2 separate regions of the Mus musculus genome follow, and region 1 is linked to region 2. Evidence: chromatin loops called from intact Hi-C (ENCODE). Cell type or tissue: gastrocnemius. All regions are shown on one strand.

Evidence for each region. Peaks named below come from ENCODE experiments on the same cell type or tissue, not always from the same donor. Only the 100,000 strongest peaks of a DNase experiment are listed, where the experiment ranks them.
Region 1: it touches region 2 in a loop (5-fold over the local background); 21 of 42 quality-filtered maps call a loop at or near these places.

The regions. Positions count from the first base shown.
Region 1 is chr11:77,732,588-77,740,587 of GRCm38, forward strand. No RefSeq gene overlaps it. Among named protein-coding and RNA genes, the nearest start is that of Cryba1, 11 kb to the left of the region's middle. In gastrocnemius, a CTCF peak has its summit at 4,878 (motif pointing right); a DNase peak (open chromatin) is centred at 4,883.
Region 2 is chr11:77,787,768-77,795,767 of GRCm38, forward strand. The region is part of intron 1 of Myo18a (myosin XVIIIA); the gene reads left to right. It overlaps Gm10277, which reads right to left and starts at 855. Exons shown (of 1, transcript XM_030246464.1): 1 at 1-855. In gastrocnemius, no CTCF peak of the experiment used is centred here; DNase peaks (open chromatin) are centred at 4,291 and 5,611; H3K4me3 peaks cover 1,086 bases; H3K27ac peaks cover 4,632 bases.

The sequences.
Region 1 (8,000 bases), 55 kb before region 2:
CTTCTTGGTCATGATGTTTGTGCAGGAATAGAAACCCTGACTAAGACAATGTCCTAGAATGTAGCCCTAGCTTGTCTAAGTATACTTACTAAGTATACATTCCTTAGTATGCATTAACTGCAATGCATAATATTACTTTGTATCTCCCACTTGTAATTCTCTGCTTCTTGACCCCTAGTCTTGCTTGTGTGTGTGTGTGTGTGTGTGTGTGTGTGTGTGTGTGTGAGTATGTGTGTGTAGCTCTGTGGTTGACCCAGGACCTGGAACATGATAGACAAGCACTCTATTCTGTTTGTTTGTTTGTTTGTTTGTTTGTTTTTTCAAGACAGGGTTCCTCTGAATCACCCTGGCTGTCCTGGAACTCACTCTGTAGACCAGGCTGGCCTTGAACTCAGAAATCTGCCTGTCTCTGCCTCCCAAGTGCTGGGATTAAAGGCCTGTGCCACCATGCCTGGCTATGCACTCTATTCTTGAGTCACACCCTGGCCTCTATTCCTGCATTCTGAACCATGTATGGGTTGTGTGTGTTCCTGTGAAATGAGTGTGTTAGGGATTTGAATTCAGGTCCTCATGTTCACAAGGCAAGCGCTCTATTGACTGGACTATCTCCCCAGTTCCATATGTAGTTCTTTTTCAAACACATATAAAGTGCAAACTTAGTGTTATTTGGAAAGTCAGTTGTGTTGGATGGTGTTTTGAATGGGCAAACATGGGAAGGAGTGTTTTCCTAAAGCAGACAGAAGTGAAAGAATGTTTTGCTAAAACAGACACATAAAGGAACATTTTGCTGAAGTGGACACAGGTGAAAGGATGTTCTGCTAAAACAAGCATGAAAAAGGACACATGACAAAGGATTCTTCGCTAAGTAAATGACATACATGTATTGGTCCACCTTGCATTGCATAGTTCAGCTCCATTTGTCTGGATTCTGAACTTCCTAGAGAGAAACACACACCAAAAAACCCCTTCTGGTGGTATGTTGCAGTTTCTTGCTAGTTCTGCAGACTCAGGCTGATTGGCAGAGTGATGTCAGCTAATGCAGCCTCAAGTGCTAAGGCAAGACCCAGGGAGGACATGTGATGTTTGGAGGGAGTGTAAATAGGACTCAACGGCCGTGAGAAGGGCTTGCTTATAGAGCTACCTGAGCAATTCTTGTTGGTCTCGAGTCTTCACTGATCTTTGATTGGCTGAAAGAGGCACAGCTGAGAACTTCTCTTGGCATTCTTGGTGATCCTGGTTCCTCCTGCTAACTCATGCCGATTCAACTGAAGCCTGACTGTTCCTGCTAGGTCGTGCCACCACTGCTGCTGTCCTGACACTACTGAACTGGACTGCTGTTATATCCGTGAAGTGTTTTCAAGTGGAGGAACTGCCTCTGCTGACCTGTGAACTAAACTGCTGATTTCTTGTCAACACAGATGGGATTTGCTCCAAAGAACCTTTCCCCCCACCACTATGTCTGGTGGCCTAGAAGGGGGTTTAAAACATTAATCATTAAAAGCAGTTACACACATATTCCTACATGATATCTCATTACTATACAATTCCTTCCTATATGCAATTTGGTCATTTTAAATGGCCTGTCTATCTATCATGCACCAGTCTAACTCATCTCTCTATCCATCCATCCTCTATTATTCTGAAGTACTAGGAATCAACCCAGGTCTTATACTTTGCTGAAGTGGACACAGGTGAAAGGCTAAGGCAGACTCATGAAGGAAGTCTAAATAAACATCCTACCATTGGTCCTCAGCATTTATTTTAAATTCATTTTCACTCAGAAACATCTTTTGTGCTTGCCCTATTGGCTGTAGAAGCCATGTAATGAATTTTCTCATTCATTGCATGTTTCACCCTGTCATGATACTTGTGTCTTTATGTGAGGGAAGATCTCACCAGGGAGCTTAGGCTGGCTTCAGACACACAGGAATCCCCCTGCCTCAGCATTCTGAGTCCTGAAATCGCAGGTATGAACTACCAGGATCCAAAGGTATTGGGTTCTTTTCTCATTTGTTTCTTTAGTGGGTCAGGTCATGTTCATCTCTAGGTTTTGGGAAATTCCCAGCAAGTCTATTTTGGGCTTCTGTATTTTACCATTTGACCTCTCCGTATCGCCGCTGAAGAGCTTTGACTGACCAACCTCTCAGCCAGGCATTCTCAGGAGGTCTAGTGTGTGCTCAGGTAAACCTCTGATATTGGCACAATGCTAGAGCCCTGACTATTCATCCCACAGACTCTGGCAGACACCTTGCTCTTCTGCTCTGTTCCATAGCCCAGCAGGACAGTGTTTCTGGAATCGGCCTTATCTTCAGGACAATCCTTTTGTGGCTGGCTTTGAGCAGGATATCTGGATCCAGCTCCTGGTCTGAGGTCACATCTTACCTCCCTAGAGGAGCATTACATTTCTGATTCTGATACCCGAAGGGACTCTGGGCTTCAGCTGATGATAAGACAGTTCTGGGCATTGCCCTACCTAGAGGAGTTTTTTGTTTGTTTGGCTTGGTGGTAGTTGTTTGAGATAAGGTCTCCTACTTTAGCTAGTTGACCTTGAACTCATGATTCTCCTGCCTCTGTATCCTACCTCTTGGGATTACAGGTGTGTACCACCATGACCACCTCCCACCAAGAAATTTTTTTTTTTTATATATATATATATTTTTTTTTTAAGATTTATTTATTTATTATATGTAAGTACACTGTAGCTGTCTTCAGACACTCCAGAAGAGGGAGTCAGATCTTGTTACAGATGGTTGTGAGCCACCATGTGGTTGCTGGGATTTGAACTCCTGACCTTCGGAAGAGCAGTCAGGTGCTCTTACCCACTGAGCCATCTCACCAGCCCCCACCAAGAAATTTTAACTACCCTATTTTAAAAATATATAAGCACAAAATTGCACAAATTATGAACGAATAATCAGACAAGATTTTATGGAATACACTGAGATCAACTCAGGGAGCTTACCCAGCATCCTGCTGAGACCTCTGCAGGAGCCTCCAGTCTCACCACAGAAAGCCAGCTCCTATTCCATTCTGGCGCTGTAGGTTCCTTTTAGCTATTTGTATTTTGCCTGCGTGTCACAAGCATATTGACTCTTCAGTGCTGGACTCATTTTTCTCACAGCTGTATGTACAAGCTCTGCCGTGTTGTTGTATGAAGCCGGGCTTTGTATCCTCTCATTGCTGGATGGTACCGTGGCCTACAAAAGCCTTATTCCAGAGCTGCCACCTGTTCTCAGCCTTCCTAATGCTGTGACCCTTTAAAATAGTTCCTCCTATTATTGTGATCCACAGTCACAGAATATTCTGTTGCTACTTCATAACTGTAATTTTGCTACTGTTGTAAATGTCTGACAGGCAGCATCTCTGAGATGCAACCCCCATAAAAGGGCCCTTTGACCCCCAAAGGGACCAACCCACGGGTTGAGAAGTGCTAACTTGGGCACTTCCTTACTTTGTAGCTGTCATTCACAGAATTGGTAGAAACCCTCTGTGTTTCAGGTTCACATAGGGGGTATGTACAGCTTTTTGTGAGATACACAGGAATGGAATAGCTGGGTAAGCTGCACACTCACTTTTTATAGACTGTGAACAGAGTTTTAACCCATACTGACACATTTGCACTCACACATGACTTTGAGGTCCATACGTCACAGAGGACTCAGAACTACTACATGTCTTGTTCCTCAACTGCATTGAAATTGTTGTTGTTTTTTTTCTAAAGATTTATTTATTTAATGTACGTGAGTATACTGTTGGTCTCTTCAGACACACCAGAAGAGGGCATCAGCTCCCATTACAGATGGTTGTGAACCACCATGTGGTTGGTGGGAATTGAACTCAGGGCCTCTAAGAAGAGCAGTCAGTGCTCCTAACCTCCAGCCCTGGTCTTTTTTTTTTTTTTCTTTTAAGGTTTATTTGTTTATTTTACATATATGAGTGTTCTGTTTTCCTGCACACCAGAAGAAGGCATCAGATCCCATTACAGAGTTGTGAGTCACCATGTTGTTGCTGGGATTTGAACTCAGGATCTCTAGAAGAATAGCCAGTGCTCTTAACCACTGAGCCGCCTCTCCAGCTTTCCTTCCTTCCTTCCTTCCTTCCTTCCTTCCTTCCTTCCTTCCTCCCTCCCTCCCTCCTTTCTTCCTTCCTTTCTTTCTTTCCTTCTTTCTTTCTTTCTCTTTCTTTCTTTCTTGAGACAGGGTTTTTTGTGTAGCCTTGGCTACCCTAGAACTCACTCTGCAGACCAGGCTGATCTGGAACTCATTCCGTAGACCAGGAACTCACAGAGATCTGCTTACCTCTGCCTCTGGAGTGCTGAGATTACAGGCATGCACCACCACTGCTTGGCACTTTTTCTTTTTAAGGTAAATGATTTAAGACTGATGTGAGGCCAGGCAAAATGGCACACATCTGTAATCCCGAGGCAGGAGGATCTTAAGCTCCATGTTAGCCTGAGGTATATATGAGAATCTTTCTCTTGTGGGGAGAGGTGTTACATGCTTGTAATCCCAGCCTGGAGGTGGAGATCAACCTAGGCTACTTGAGAACTTGTCTCATCTTTGCATTTCTGTAAAGTCCTAGAATCTAGAGCCCCATGTTGTAAGATACAGATAACTGGACCAGAGAACAGTTTGCCCACATGCAGCTTGGAATGAATCTATCTATAGATTAAAAAAAAACAAAAACAAAAACAAAACAGGTGGACAGCCACCCTGGAGGATCTGTCGTATGAAGCCTTGTTTCTGTAAGGTATATTGTGTGTGACATTGGCTTACTGCTGGCAGGGGATCACTGGCTGAATGTAATTCTAGAATATTGGTAATTTGTCCTGTTGACCAGGGATCCTACTGGCTATCCTCCTGATCTTTCGTCTCTGACCACCAGGGGGCGTACGTCAGGCTTCAGAGCATCAGCATTCCCAGCCAGAGTGGAAAGCAAGCTCCTTGGGGAAGAGGGATCAGAGGCATAGGAAAGACTTTTGCTAGAAGAAAAGATGAGAGTTTTCAAAGCGTGGTCCATGGAAAGTGCAGTTAAAAATCGACCCTGCTTGTTCTCTCAGGCTTAGTTAGACTCTGTGGGGATGGAACTTGGGAATTTTGTGTTAAACAATGCCAACAGCCCTGCAGCTAGGACTGTCTGTATTCACACTACTTGGGCTCAACAGTGTTTTTGACCATGTTAACTATCAATCTCTATCAATTTAGTTAATTTACAATCCATTATTATCTTCTAGGCTGATACAAACACACATCTAGCTCTTAGAATTGCTGTGAGCAGTGAAGCAATCAATTTGCATAAAGAGTCCCTGGAAGCATCTCTCTCTCTCTCTCTCTCTCTCTCTCTCTCTCTCTCTCCCTCTCTCTCTCTCTCTCTCTCTCTCTCTCTCTCTCTCTCTCTCTCTCTCTCTCTCTCTCTTCCACACTTTAAAAGTGCAGGGTGAGGTAGGGGTAAACTGGGTGGGGTGGAAAATGTCTTTAATCCCAGCACTTGAGAGGCAAAGACAAGAGGATCTCTATGAGTTCAAGACCAACCTAATCTGTTGTGTTTCAGGACAGCCAGGTTACATAGAGACAAACTGTTTCAACAAACAAACAAATGAACAAACAAAACAAAACTCCAAATAAATAATGTTTCTTCTAGTAGGGGAAGTAGAAAAATAAAGAATGTAAAAAAAGGGCTGGAGAGATGGCTCAGCGGTTAAGAGCACTGGCTGTTCTTCCAGGGGTCCTGAGTTCAATTCCCAGCAACCACATGGTGGCTCACAACCATCTGTAATGGGGGTCCGATGCCCTTTTCTGGTGTGTCTGAAGATAGAGACTGTGTACTCACATGCATAAAGTAAACAAATAAATCTTTTAAAAAAGGAATGGAAAAAAAAAGAAAGAATGAAAGTATAATGCTAATTTTCATTCCTTTTCTTTGTATTTCTCTGAGGGAGGAAATAGGGTCTCATTATGTAGCCCAGGATGGTATTGAACACGTAGCAGTTTCCCTACCTCTGCCTCCCAAGTGCCTGACCCTAACCGGTTTTTAAGAAGATAGCAGGAAGGGCTGGCAATCTGTCTTAGCAGTTAAGAGCAGAGAACGGAGGTTTGGTTCCCAGCAACCACCTGCAACTCCAGCTCCAGAGGGACCCAGCGCTTCTGATTTCCATAGGCATCTGCACTGTGCTCATACCTGCCCAAAGAAATGTAGATAACTTAAAACAAAATACCTTTTCAACAGAGATGACTGGAATGGCAGGAGGTGACCTTGAGGCCTGAATAGGGCCTTTGGAGCAGTGGGTAACCGAGGAACCTGGTCCGGGAATGGAGAAAAGAGAAACGGAGTGATTTAGGAGCTTAGAAGGGGCCCAGTAGTCCCTGCTCACACTGTTAATCATAGCACTCCGGAGGCAGAGGCAGGTATATCTCTGTAAGTTCAAGGCCAGCCTAGTCTACAGAGCAAGCTTCAAAAAACAAAACAAAACAAACAAATAAGCAACACCCCTCCCCAAAAAAGCCCAAACCAATCAAACAAACAAACAAACAAACAAAACATTTAGCATGTGGCTCACCTGTCAGGGTCCTCCAGCAATTAGCTTGCTTCTGCTGATAGACTTTTTCTTCTCTTTTCTTTTTTGAGGTGGGGAGAAGGTAGGGGAATGGGATTAGTGTCTTGTACCCTGCATTTAATTTAAAATAATTTAACCTTAGCCAAAATCATAATTATAGGGCTAGAGAGACAGCTCAGAGATGAGCACACTGGCTGCTCTTCCAGACAACTCGGACTGGGTTCTCAGCACCACATTCTGGCTCACACCGTCTATAACTCCAATCCAGGAAAACTGATGGCTTTCTGGCTACTCAGGCATGGAAGTGGTATGCAAACATGCATGCTCAAAAAACAGGCAGTGGCGATGCACTTTAACCCCAGGACTTGAGGTCGGGGGGGGGGGGGGGGGGGGGGGGGGGGGAGGCAGAGGCAGGTAGATCTCTGAGTTTGAGACCTGCCTGATCTCCAGTGTTGAGGTTTGGTATGTTGCCATGTATCATAATGCTAAATACTGGTCCCCAAGACCTGGTTGCCTCAGGGACAAGGAAATCCTCATGTACCAAGTGATGCTATGTAACCCTGCTCCTTAATTTAAAACTATTAGTTGAATAAAGATGCCTATAGCTGGGCAGAAGAGAGGTAGTGGATCTCTGGTTTCTAGGGATTAGGGTCTGAGGCAGAGGCTGGAGGAAGAGGAGAGAGAGAAGAGAGGAAGACACCATGGAGTAAGGGATCAGAAGAACTGGCCGTGGGCCAGTCATTGTAAGAACAGCCCAGGCAGAACATGGCAAGTCACATCTGGGCTTTATTGACAGGGAAGTAGACAAAATAGCTTAGAGGGCTGGTATCTGCTCAGCTCTAGTGCTGTTAAGGCTTACTATAAATGTAAAGGTGTTGTGTCTTTCATCTGGAAACTGAATGATCAAAAGCAGAAAGGAGTAGAAATTCCCAATTAATATTTTCCACAACAGAGCAAGTTCCAGGACAGCCAGGGTTATACAGAGAAACCCTATCTTGAAAAAACAAATAATCAAAAAAAAAAAAAAAACAGAAACAGAAACAAAGAAAAAAAGAAAAACACCCATATATATACACACACACATACATATATATATATATATATATATATATATATACACATATACATGTATATACTTATATATATACATATACACACACATATATATATACATATACACATACATATATATAATCATAATCATAGTTTGAATAATAACAATGCAATACAAGGGTTGAAGAGAACCGGAAGGTCTGAGGTGCCCATCCTCTCATATTTACAACACAACAGAAGACTGGGAGGCAAGGGGAGCGCCTTCTTGTCAGCACACACTGAGGACACTGGGGAGATTCTCATCTGGCACCTTCCAGCCTGGTTCCTGTCCTGGAGGCTGATTCCTTCCAGACTTGGCAAAGGGAGAGAGACTTACAGGCTTTGAAGAAAAACC
Region 2 (8,000 bases):
ACTGGGCTATGGTGTTTGAGACAGGGTGTGCTGGGGGTAGGGTGGGGGTGGGGATGGGCGCACACTGCTGTGGTCTGCCTTCCTGGAATCCAGTGAACAGCAAACAGCCCTGTTCCCCACAGCACTGATCTGTGCCTGGCACTGTCCCATGTACTGTGGCCTCGAGTCTGACCTCAGGACTTCGGGATGACAGGAGTTTCTTGTTTAGGTTGTGGGGACTGGAGAAAGTGAGGGGTGCCAGCCTGATCCCCACCTGAAATGCCCGTTCCCTAGCTGGTGGGAGCAAAGCACACTGCACAGGCACATGGAGACCCCTCAGTGTTAGCTTAGACACTTTTGCTAGCTCATGCTCCACTAGATTCTGGCAGGACTCTAGTGTGAGAATGACCTAGGGACTGCCCCTGTAACCCTTGCAGAGGACCTGGGCTTGGTTTCTAGCATCTCACACAAGCTTACAACCACTGTAACCCCAATTCCAGGAGACCTAGTGCCCTCCTCCGGCCTCCATGAGCAGCAGGCACACATGTAGTGCACATACAAATGTGGAGACAAAACACGAATACACATGTGGAAAATGTTTTTGCTCTTAGCCTCCAGTACTTCCTTCAGCATGGCTTCAGAGCAGAGGAGGGGGTCCCAGAGAAGGCAGGGCTGAGTGTTTCCACTTCACTCAGCTGGCTGAGTTTTCTTCCACTGTTGGTGTCTCTTCTCTGCCATTGGAAGAGGGATCTTGCTGCGTGTGGCGTACATCTGTAATCTATCATATCACTTGGGAGTTGGAGGCAAAAGAATCAGGAGTTCAAGTTTAGCATCAGCTACATAGCAACTTTGAGGTCAGCCTGGGCTACATAAGACCTTGCTTCAAAAAACAAACAAGCACAAAGACAACTAAAAACAAAAACAAAAGGCTGGAGGGGAAAGATGACTCAGTGGTTAAGAATACTTGTTCTGGCCGGGCAGTGGTGGCACATGCCTTTAATCCCAGTACTTGGGAGGCAGAGGCAGGTGGATTTCTGAGTTCAAGGCCAGCCTGGTCCAGGACAGCCAGGGCTACATAGAGAAACCCTGTCTTGAAAAACCAAAAGAAAGAAAGAAAGAAAAAAAAGAATACTTGTTCTGGAGCTGGAGAGATGACTCAGAGCATTGACTGCTCTTCCAGAGGTCCTGAGTTCAATTCCCAGCAACCACATGGTAGATCACAACCATCTGTAATGAGATCTGATGCCCTTTTCTGGTGTATCTGAAGACAGCAACAGAGTACTCATATACATAAAAGTAATAAAAACTTCTGAAAAACCCAGAACCCTTGTTCTAGCAAAGGATCAGAGTTCGTTTCCTGTGATGGTCTTATGATGGCTCACATCTATAACTCCAATTCCAGGGATGCTAACACCCTCTTCTGACCTCATACATCTATACAGACAAGACACTCATATACATAAGAAAATTAAAAAGAAATTTAAAAGTGCTCAACTTATTAAAAGAGTAAGAATGGGGGAGGGGTAAACTAATCTGTACTGGGTTCTCTTTTTGTCCCACCCATTTTCTTTTTTTCTTTTTTTTTTTTTTTAAAGATTTATTTACTTATTATATGTAACTACACTGTAGCTGTCTTCCAACACTCCAGAAGAGGGCGTCAGATCTTGTTACAGATGGTTGTGAGCCACCATGTGGTTGCTGGGATTTGAACTCCAGACCTTCGGAAGAGCAGTCGGGTGCTCTTACCCACTGAGCCATCTCACCAGCCCCCACCCATTTTCAAAACTCCCCTGCCTGCAGCTTGTACTGCTGCCTTAGAAGCAGATGTGTGCGTATAGGGATTGGTGAGGGGCTGGTTCTGTCTGTAGGAGCCGCTCCCAGCTCATCTGGGACAAGAAGAGGAAGGCAGCTCAGAGGGAAGGGCTCAGACATCAGGACTGATGTATGGCTTTGGTAACATTTTGGGTGATGTGTGGCTTTCGGCTGGCTTGCCTCCGGCTGAGTGACCTTGGGCAGATTCTTTCATCTCTCTGGGCCTTATTTCCCTCTGCTATAAAACAAGAGTAATAATGGTGCTTATAAGTGTTGTGAGGGCTGACAGACATAGTGCATTTAAAATCACTTTGAATAGCGCCTCAAAAACTATTAAAGTGGTTCCCATCACCTCAAAGGGTAATAGACCTAAAGTGGATGCCCAACACCTACATATACTATGTCCTGTACATGGGTATTTACGGTAAATTTTAATTCATAAATTAAGTACAGTAAGAGGTTAACAGTAACAGCAAGATAAAATAATCCTAACCGAACATTGTAATAAAGCTTACAAATGTCCACATGCCGTGATCAATACCAGGAATCCCACCACTTAGGGAGTGGAGGAGGAGAAACAGGAATTCAAGATCACCTTGAATTACATAGCAAATTTGATGCCAGCCTGGGCTACATGAGACCCTGTATTAAAACAAAACAAAAGAAAAGAAAAACAAAACAAAATCATCAAATGAGAAACCTGATGAATCCTTTGTTTCTAGAATTTGCCATTAAGTTGTTTTGGACTGCAGTTGACTGTGGCTAACTGAAACTGTAGCAGGTGGGACCAGGACTGTGGGGATGACTGTGGGGATGACGATCATTCGGGGCTCCAGAGAGAGAGCAGCACCCTCGTCAATCCACTTCTGAACCCCAGGAAGTGCTTGGTGTCTGGAGTGAGACCATCTGTGTGCAGAAGTGCTGCAGGCTCTGTTCCAGTTAAGGACGCAGCTGCGTGTTCTTTGCTCGTGTCCTCGGGGTAGTGCCTTTTCCCACAGTGTCCTTCCAGTGGAGCTGGGGAAGCAGCCTGAGCTTCCTCAGGGTCCCTCTGAGCATGGACAGCTTGCCCTGAGCTCCAGCCTGCTCTTTATAGTTTCACTCCCGCTCTTCAAACCGTGCTGAGTTTTCTCTGTCTGTCTGGGACCAGTGCCTTTGAGCTCCAGGTCTTCTGTTTGTTTTCCAGTTGATAAGCTTACTCTGCTCTTTGTTGTCAACTGTCTTCATGCCTGTCTTGCTCCCAGCAGCCATCTCCAGTAAGGCTAAGCAAGAAGAGAGGCGCAGGATTTAAAGGCAGCTCTCACCTGCTATCTCCTGGTGTCATCCTTACCACACACAGGAGTTTGTGCAGACTCTTCTGTGGATTTCCCTGAGAAAATTTCCAGGCCCTGTGGTAGGATGTGCTACCAGTCAGACCCGCTCAGTGGTCTCACTCTTCTATGTAACCAGGCTTAGTAGGGCTTGTCTGCGTCACTGCAGCAGGTACCCAGAGTCCGTTGTCCTCACCCTCATTTTGTCCCATGAGGCTGTCTAGAGGGAGATGTCCAGTTTGGCCGTCAGTACCCCATGGCCGAAGTCCTGGCCAGCCAGGGACAAGGTGACTTCATTGACTTTATTTGCCCTTGAAATGAACCTTGAAGGTTTTGCTTAGGCCCCTTTCTGGGAGTCCTGCAGCCAGTGCTCTGGTGGGAAACCCTCAGGCCGCTACATTCCAGACATCTTACCCAGTGCTGGCCCGAGGACTGTGGAAACAAGGGCGGATTGTGCTGGGCTGAGGGGCTTTCTCCCAAGCCGGGGCGCCTTGGGGTGGAGGCTGGCTTTCCTTCAGTCTCCTTCCAGCCCTGTGGCATCTGGCTTCTGCTCATTGGCTGGATGCTAATTGTGACTGCTCTCTCTCCCCCATTTCTTTTTGAGGCCCAGGGAACAAGACTCCACACATGGGACAAGGGTGTAAGCAGACTGTGGGCAGGGGCGGGGGAGGACAGCAGCAAGTCAGGGACACCCTCTGAAGGACGCTTGGCCAAGAGTGACCTTAAGCAGCCTGGAGGGGGACCTCCTGGGCCAGAACTGACCAACAGAACACACTGCAAAATAGAAATGTCCTGTGGTCACGTGGCCTCTGAACACTTGGAACCTGGCTTGTGCAACAGAGAAGCAGAACTTTACATTTTACTTGATTTTAATTTAATACAAAATATCCCTGGTATTTTTAATGTAACTTAAATTTAAATTGCTTTCGTGGCCAGTGGCTACTGTGTGGAACACTACAGCTCCAGATGGCTCCTAGAAGTGTGGGGTGGGGGCGGGGAAGCAGTTCTTACTTCTTATCTCCTTCTGCAGAGAGCTCCCCCCACCCGCCTCCCCAGGCTGAGCCTGGTGGCATTTCTCCTTCCTGTCAGGAAGGAAGGTTTGTTCTCTGGCAATTTCCCCACTTCACCAACTCTGGAATCCTGATGCCCTAGAGACAAGAGGTCCCTGGCAATGTGCCACCACACTATGGCAGTATTTCCCCGCCTTGCCAAATGCGACTCTTGCCCAGCTTGGTAACACACAGGTGCTCACAAGCCCAGTGGGTTTGGCGGGCTCTGCACGTGGGGGTGGGGGCGGAGACCAGGTAGGCAAAGCAGAAACCTCTTCCTGCTTCTGTGGGGACTGGGCTGGCTTTGTTGTTACTTCAAAGGGTTCTAGAAACAGGCCCAGGAAGGTCCTCAAGAAGTGAGCACACAGATCTTCAAATACAGGATCTGTGTGCCCCCCTACCCCCCGCCTCTGTTTAGGGGAACCTGAGAGTGCCTGAAGGAGCCTCTCTGCCTTTAAGAATGAGGATGCCAGCTTTCACACCCTGGAAGACCTTCCTTGGGCTTTATTAAATCAGTGTGGCCAGCCCTTAAGCTGGTTTTCCTTTATTCTTCTGTGGAAATAGAGAAAAGCGGTCGTTTATATGAAAAGAACACAGTGCTTCATTGTGCTTGTTCTCGAATGTCAGCCAGACAGGATGGGATGTGAATATAGTGAATGCGGTGTAATTAGTAGACTCAGACCCAAGTCTCCCTGAGATTTGAGGCAGAGCCTGGTGAAACCGTCAAGACAGGTCCTGGGCTTTGGGCCTTGTGGAAAATTGGAAAGGCAGAGGCAGTTTGGAAATCCCCAGAGCCAGAGGAAATCCCCAGGGACTGAGAATCCCCAAAGAGAAACGGTACCCCCGGAGCCACCAATCAGGTAGTCTTTCTATGTATCCAGGATCTGACGGTTTAGTTTTTGGGGGTAGACACCTGTTCTTGTAGAGCAGAAAAAAATGGTGCGCTCGTACACAGGGTTCTGAGCAAACCTTTGGATGTGTAAAACTGCAGTCTGGTGGAATGGAGGGCCGGAGTGGCCGATCCTTGAGTCTTTGGGACAGAGATCTGTGACTGCCCTCCCTATGCCCACTGACTCCACTTACTGCTTGTCTGAGGCCGCTCGCCACTATAAAACTCAAGACGTGGCTTAAATCTTTGAACTATAAACTCAGGTATTCATTCATTCACTTTTCCATCAGTAAACACTTAGTAAACATCTACGTGTTGGTGCTATTTCAGGTACAAAGGATAAGTTAGTAATGAAAAAAAATATAGGCGCCCAGCGCATTTTTGCACCTCCATTGCCATCTCTCTCCTGGGTAAAGTGAGAGGCCATCTTGCTGCTGCAGCCCCCCTGAAGCCTCAGCTCCCCAGGACGCTTTCTGGGGGCGGGTCCACCAGAGGTGAAATCTGCAGCCTTGGCTGTGCCAGCAGGTCCATGAGAAGGGGAAGGCTGCCCTCTGCCGGAAAATCTGGGGACACTGCAGGGCGGAGTGGCTCTTGAGTTCCTAGCGCATGCGCTGAACCTGGCTCCACCCATGCGCTGGCGGCTAGGCGGAACAGGAAGTGCAGTGATAGTCAGGTCTGAGGCCGATTTGGCCACTACGGCTGCCCGTGTGTGGACTTTTCGGACAGTACAGGTTTCCACTTACCAGCCCTCACCCTCTTGAGGTCATCTCTCGGCTTCTTTAAGGAGTTTGGCTGCTTCCCTTTCAGTATCTCTTGATCACTTAGTGTCATTAAAATATGGAGACACCCCTGCTAAAGCGTTTTCTGTAAATGCTGTGTTTAAAGCTGCTGTTGAGGAACCTCAGCCGTCCTCTGATGGGGTGCACCTGTCACGATTGGTGGCTGGCGCTCCCCTACCCAGGAAGCAGAAGTTCTGTGGTCTCTCCCAAGTCCTTAGGGCTGAGTGCTTGAAACAGGGCTCCCTAAACTTCCCTAAACAACAAGTTCCATTTGTTTTATTAGGTACTGTAAATTAGTAATACAAACATGTCGTTGGTACTCATTTATGAAAAGAGTGTCAGTAGATTCTTTTTGTAACTATTTTTATTTTATGTGCATTGGTATTTTACTTGCATGTATGTCTGTGTGAGGGCACCAGATCCCATGGAACTGGAGTTAAAGATGGTTGTGAACTACCATGTGGATGCTGAGAATTGAACCTGGGTCCTCTGGAGGAGCAGTCAGCGTTCCTAACTGCTGAGCCGTGTTGCAACCCTATAGACTCTTTCACATTTACTTACTGTTATTTGTATGTGTGTGTTAAGCATGAACATGCTACAGCACACATGAATGAGAGTTTGTGGATTCGCTTCTCTCCGTCTTGTGGATTCTGGGATCAAACTCAGATTGTCCAACGTGGTGGCAAGTACCTTTACCCACTGAGCCATCTCAGCCTGATGGACTGAGCACACACACACACACACACACAAATGCTATTTATTTGTTTAAAGACAGGGACTCACTGTGTATCTCTGCCTGGTCTGGAACTCACTCTGTAGACCAGACCGGCCTGGAACCTGCCTCTGCCTCCTGAGTGCAGGAACTAAAGTCGTGGGCCAACATGCCCAACTAAACGTGTGTGTGTGTGTGTGTGTGTGTGTGTGTGTGTGTGTGTGTGTGTGGTGTATGCACATATATATGTATATACATATATATTTATTTACAAGATCTTCAGGAGGAACGAGGGACAGCTGGAGCAGGGGAACATGCTCTCCTTAAAGTTTTAAGGAGAACCTCAGTTTTAGTGTTTCCACCCTATGTATTTTCTGATAAACCTACTATGTGTAATAACAGCACTTGTGGGCTGGTGAGATGGCTCAGTGGGTAAGAGCACCCGACTGCTCTTCCGAAGGTCCAGAGTTCAAATCCCAGCAACCACATGGTGGCTCACAGCCATCCATAATGAGATCTGACTCCCTCTTCTGGAGTGTCTGAAGACAGCTACAGTGTACTTACATATAATCAATAAATAAATCTTTAAAAAAAAAATAACAGCACTTGTGTGTCTGAGTAAGGTCACTGTGAGTTGGAGGCCAGCCTGGAGTACTATTATAGTGAGACCCTGTCCCCCAGATAAATAGACGAAAAACAAATAAAGCCCCTCTCTTTTTATGGATGAATAAAAAATAAATAAATAAACCCCCCTCTCTTTCATGGCCTGGCTCCAAACTGCACCCTGTGTGGCTGACCCCTCACCAAGAGAAGTTCTCACCCTCTGAGCCTTCCCAGAGCTTCCTTGTGCCCGTGCTGGAGGAGCGCACTCGTACTTCAGTTATGACTGTTGGGGTGTATTTGTTCTTTCCTCTGCTGGTCATGTTTTTTGGGGAGGGGAAGTCAGAAGCTAAGTCACTGCCACTCACCCATCCTTGTATGTGCCTCGTCTCTAAGCAGAGTCCAGGAGTGGGCGAGTGATAGGTTACCATAACAAACATTCTACCCATGCCTGCTCAAAGGACAGTTCTCCAGAGATGGAAAAGAACCAGACTGTGTTTCCCCATAGCATTCCCCGTGGGATGTTACACATGTAGCACTACTAGCTGCAGGGCCAGCTTCCCCCGCCTCCTCCAACTTCCCATCTGGCTTCCCATGGCTCTACTCAGCTCTCTACAGGGCCAAGGACCTCTCACCTCATCGATTGAACAGCACAGCAATGCAGAGCACTAAAGTTTTGGCCCCCTGTGGATATCCTCTTTCCCATTCCATCCAGCTTATTACTGTACCTTCTAGATGAGTTGGGTAAATCCAGTGGCTTGCTGAATACCTACTGTGTGCTTGGTGTTAGAGAGTAGGATAGCTTTGAGTAAGTCTTTCAGGAAGATATAAAATTAAGTATGCCCCCAGCACCAATAACCAGAAGAGTGACTT